2 separate regions of the Homo sapiens genome follow, and region 2 is linked to region 1. Evidence: chromatin loops called from intact Hi-C (ENCODE). Cell type or tissue: heart left ventricle. All regions are shown on one strand.

The links. Hi-C counts contacts between places; a loop is a spot of excess contacts. Peaks named below come from ENCODE experiments on the same cell type or tissue, not always from the same donor. Only the 100,000 strongest peaks of a DNase experiment are listed, where the experiment ranks them.
Region 2: it touches region 1 in a loop (1.8-fold over the local background); 2 of 110 quality-filtered maps call a loop at or near these places.

The regions. Positions count from the first base shown.
Region 1 is chr6:128,333,565-128,336,064 of GRCh38, reverse strand. All of the region lies in intron 2 of PTPRK (protein tyrosine phosphatase receptor type K), which reads left to right. Among named protein-coding and RNA genes, the nearest start is that of PTPRK, 190 kb to the left of the region's middle. In heart left ventricle, no CTCF peak of the experiment used is centred here; no DNase peak of the experiment used is centred here; H3K4me3 peaks cover 321 bases; H3K27ac peaks cover 562 bases.
Region 2 is chr6:128,485,921-128,488,420 of GRCh38, reverse strand. All of the region lies in intron 1 of PTPRK (protein tyrosine phosphatase receptor type K), which reads left to right. Among named protein-coding and RNA genes, the nearest start is that of PTPRK, 33 kb to the left of the region's middle. In heart left ventricle, a CTCF peak has its summit at 1,156; no DNase peak of the experiment used is centred here.

The DNA of each region.
Region 1 (2,500 bases):
TACAATCAGAGAAGTATTTGCTTGCTCTTCCTTTCCTCACCATTGGTCAATGTGGCATTTCATAATTGACCAGATGTGTTTTGGCTATTTTTTAAATTTTGTTTTTCAAAATAACTGCATTGCTAGCACTGAAAGTAGAATAGCCTATCCCAGAGACCTGGGATATGATTTAATATTATACTTTGCTCAATTATTGGAGACCACTAATTCCATTAAAGCTGCCTTAAGTTAATGTAGACTGAGGGGATTTTACAAGGGTTTCAGGTTTTTTTTTTCTTTAAGTATATATTTTATACCAAAACCTTGAGCTATAGTTGACGATCTTGTGACCAAAAGCAACAGTCTCAAAATTTGAGGAGATGGCACCATTCGCTTTTACTTTTTTATATCCTAGGATCTCAGTTTCTTTTATTATATTTGTATGGTTTATGAAGCTACTGGTGAGATGAAAAATAAAATAACCCTATTTTCTCTACCACCCTGTTTTCCTCTCTTTTCTTTCATCTTCTCAGAACTTAACATTTTAAAGTGTAAGCACTTATTTCATCCCTTTTTCCTTCTACTACTTGAGCTCTTTTCTTCATTTTGCTATGCCCAGTCTCTCATTTTTTTTTTTTTTTTTTGTTATCATTCCCTTTTGCTTTTATTTTCCTTTTCTTGTCTTAGAACCTCTAAGGCAGAACTGTTTCAAACAAGCAGACCGATTTTTGGCTTAGGTGATAGTACTTTGTAAATAAAAAAATGAAAAGATGTTTTCCTTTGACAGTTCCCACTTCCGTAATCCTTGCAACAATCCACTCAAACAGTGCTTTTATTATATCTAAGACATTTATCTGTTCCAGGCCTCAGATTTTCATCAGTAAGATGGTAGAGAGGAGACATAGTGGAAAGTGACAGAACGTGGCTGTTAATTTAGGCCTCTGACTTCAGAGCCTGAATTCTTAACCATTTCTTTTGTTTGTTTGTTTTTTGTTTTTGAGACAGTGTCTCACTCTGTCGCCCAGGCTGAAGTGCAGTGGCATGGCTTTGGCTCAGTGCAAACTTCGCCTCCTGGGTTCAAACGATTCTCCAGCCTCAGCCTCCCGAGTAGCTGGGATTACAGGTGCCCGCCACCACGCCTGGCTAATTTTTGTATTTTTAGTAGAGACAGGGTTTCACCATGTTGGCCAGGCTGGTCTTGAACTCCTGACCTCGTGAACAGTCCTCCTCAGCCCCCAAAGTCCGGGGATTACAGGCGTGAGCCACCGCGCTTGGCCTTAACCATTTCATAAACAGGAATATGCTTTTATTTGGGTGATGGGGGAGATTATATTTTTCCTTCCTTTTGAATATTTCATGAAGTGTCTTTTATTGTATTAAGAACTTCAGTGGACTTAAAGTTTAATAAAGGAAGAAACTTCTTTGGTGGCCAATTGAACTGCCCCTGTGACCTGATGATCCTTGTTCCTGAGAACTGAGTTGAAAAACTTTGTTCAATCTGAATTCTTCTCTAATTGATCATTACTTGCCATTTACTTATTCAGGAGAGCAGTGACCATTGTTACAGTTATAAAATTGAATAGTTATAATTGTTATTAGTTTTGAGTCACAGTAAGGTCTAGTTGTTCTTCATGTACTTCTTGTACTAAAAGTACTTTAGTTCTTCTAGGTTATGTTGTCTGAAAAGTGGGAACTTTCAGAATAATAGACTAGTTGAGTTGGAAGGAAACTTACATCATTCAGTACAGCTACAGGCATACCTTGTTTTATTGTGCTTTGCCTCATTGTACTTTGCAGATATTGTATGTTTTACAAATTGAACATTTTGGAAATTCTCACAGTATTTCATTTTGTGTAACAAAATGTAACATTTTGGTAATTCTCACAATATTTCATACTTGATTATTGTTAATTATATCTGTTATGGTGATCTGTGATCAGTGATCTTTGATGTTACTGTTGTAATTTTTTCATGCACCACGAACAGCTCCCGTATAAGATGGTGAGCTTAACTGATAAATGTTGTATGTATTCTGACTGTTCCACCTACTGGCTGTTCCCGTCTTTCTTCCTCTCCTCAGCCCTCCCTGTTCTCTGAGACACAACAATATTGAAATTAAGCCAATTAGTAACCCTACGGTGGCCCTTTAATTATCAACTTAAAGGAATAACTGCAGGTCTCTCACTTTAAATCAAAAGCTAAAAATGATTAAGCTTAGTGAGGAAGGCATATCAAAGCTGAGATAGGCCAATAGCTGGGCCTCTTGTTCCTGTTAGCCAAGTTTCGAATGCAAAGGAAAAGTTCTTGAAGGAAATTGGAAGTGCTACTCCAGTGAACACCCAGATGATAAGAAAGTGAAACAGCCTTATTGCTGACAGGGAGAAAGTTTTAGTAGTCTGGATAGGAGATTAAACCAGCCACAGCATTCCCTTAAGCCAAAGCCTAATCCAGAGCAAGGCCCTCAACATTGAGGCAAGACCCTCTACTAGCAAAAAGATAATGACTTGCTGAAGGCTCAGA
Region 2 (2,500 bases), 150 kb before region 1:
AAGGATACGAAGTATTGTTCCTAGGTGTGTCTTTGAGGGTGTTGCCAAAGCATATGAACGTTTGAGTCAGTGGTTTGGGAGAGGCAGACCCTATGTCTGGGTGGACACCACCTAATCAGCTGCCAGCGCAGCTAGAATAAAGCAGGCAGAAGAAAGTGGAATTAACAGAGTTGCTGAATTTTCTGGCCTTCATCTTTCTCCTGTGCTGGATGCTTCCTGCCCTTGAACATCAGACTCCAAGTTCTTCAGCTTTTGGACTCTTGGACCTGCACCAGTGATTTGCCAGGGGCTCTCAGATCTGTGGCCACAGACTGAAGGCTGCACTGTCAGCTTCCCTACTCTTGAGGTTTTGGGACTTGGACTGGCTTCCTTGCTTCTCAGCTTGTAGACGGCCTATTGTGGAACTTCACCTTGTGACTGTGTGAGTCAGTACTCCTTAGTAAATTCCCCTTCACATATACAACTATCCTATTAGTTCTGTCCCTCTAGAGAACCCTGACTAATACAGGAATCTACACCTCATTGAATGCGGTTTTGGGGGCAGAAAAGTTTGATACCTTTTCTTACTGGTGATAAGGCTCTCATCTGACCGCTCCTATTACAAAAGACAGGTTAACAAGAGAAAAGCATAGCAAATGTATTTAATCAAGTTTTATGTGACCTGGGAGTCTTCTGAAATGAAGGCCCAAAGACGCAGGGAAAACTCTATTTTTATTCTTAGGATTGATGAAGAATGGACACTCCCCCATCACTCTGTTACTATTAGATCATTCCCTTTTGTGAACACCTGTCTGTTCATTCTTCTTGGCCTTTCTGTAGTATTGCTTCCTCTTGGGTATGCTGCTGGACCCGCCCTGGAATGAGGCTCTTTAGGGAAGGATGGAGAAGGGAGAGGGTGACCTTTCTGGGTTTTATGGCCTGTTTTGGAGGAGAGGAGTTGCCTTGGGGAAAACAAATTTTGTTTTCTATGACTTGCTTCAGGGGAGATAGAGGGATAGGAGACAGAAGGGCAGGAGAAAGTCAGAATAAGGCTTTGCTTCTGAGGCTGTTTTTGAGGCCTTCCCAGTTTCCCAGTGTGCCACAGTGCCATACTTCTGTGTCATTTTCTGAAGCCCAACACAGTCCTGGAGGGACTTTCGGTCAAGGTGTCCTGCCTTCTTTTATCCAGGAGGTGGGTTCCTGAGCTACACCAGGAAAATATGAGTCCTACTTCAGAAAGCCATCCTCTCACAGGTAGTGAACATTGTAAAATTTAAAATGTCAGCGCTCACAACATGCAGCTTTCCTGCCATGTGAAACAAACAGTAGAAGAGAATTAGGGAGAGGAACTGGAGGTACTCTGCCATGTTAACATTCCCTGGTTCAGTTGTTGTTGAGAGCTAGCTTCTTTCTTGTGTATCCTGTGGTTTAACTATTCAACATTTCCTTTGATTCCACAAGTCAATACATTTTTTCTTTTTTTCTGAGCTAGTTTCAGTTGAATTTCTGTCACAACCAAAGTGATATCTATGTCAATTAAATATTTTTTCTGTGTTCATATTCATAAATCCTCCCTCCCTCCCTTTTTATTTTTTTCCTTTCTTCCTTCCTTCCTTCCTTCTTTCCTTCCTTCCTTCCTTTCTGTCTTTCTGTCTTTCTTTCTTTCTACAGGATCTGCCTCTATCACCCAGGCTGGAGTGCAGTGGCACGATCTCAGCTCACTGCCACCTCCACCTCAGCCTCCCCAGTAGGTGGATGCTGCAGGCACATGCCTCCATGCCTGGCTAATTTTTGTATTTTTTTGTAGACAGGGTTTCACCATGTTGCCCAGGCTGGTCTTGAACTCCTGAGTTCAAGCAATCCTTCAGTCTTGGCCTCCCAAAGTCCTGGGATTACAGGCATGAACCACCTTGCCTGGCCATATTCATAAATTATTTCAATAATTATAATCAGAGTATAGATATAATTGTGTTTTCTGCCTTTTTGAAGTAACATGATTTTTTCCCCTAAACTTTTTCTTTATGTTTGTCATAAAAACCATATAATATATTAATTGGTGTCATAGTTAGTTTACCACTTTATCCATGTTACTAATAAATACTTGGGATTTCAAAGCAGAAGAGGGATGTTGACAAGGTCCAAGAATAAACAGAATGGTGCTTCTGCTGGAACTATGTTATTAAGTAATACATTAATAATAATCAGACAAGCACACCCTTTTTATTAGTTTTTTAAACTAAACTAACTAAAAAACTGTCACCCCCTTTTTATTAGTTTTTTTTAAAAAAACAAAGATAACAGAATTTTGTGCATTTTTGGTAGTATTCTGTGGGTTAATTTTTAACAGCTGGATTATTGAGAAAATATGAAACTATTTAATGAACATACATTTTAGAATTCAACTAAAATTGAACACAAATGTAAACTCTGCCAGTCACTACTTAAGTGGCATTAATTAAACAATTGCTTCTTGATCAAAATGAGGATAGCTTGTCTTCTGACTTTGTTATAAAAATGAAAA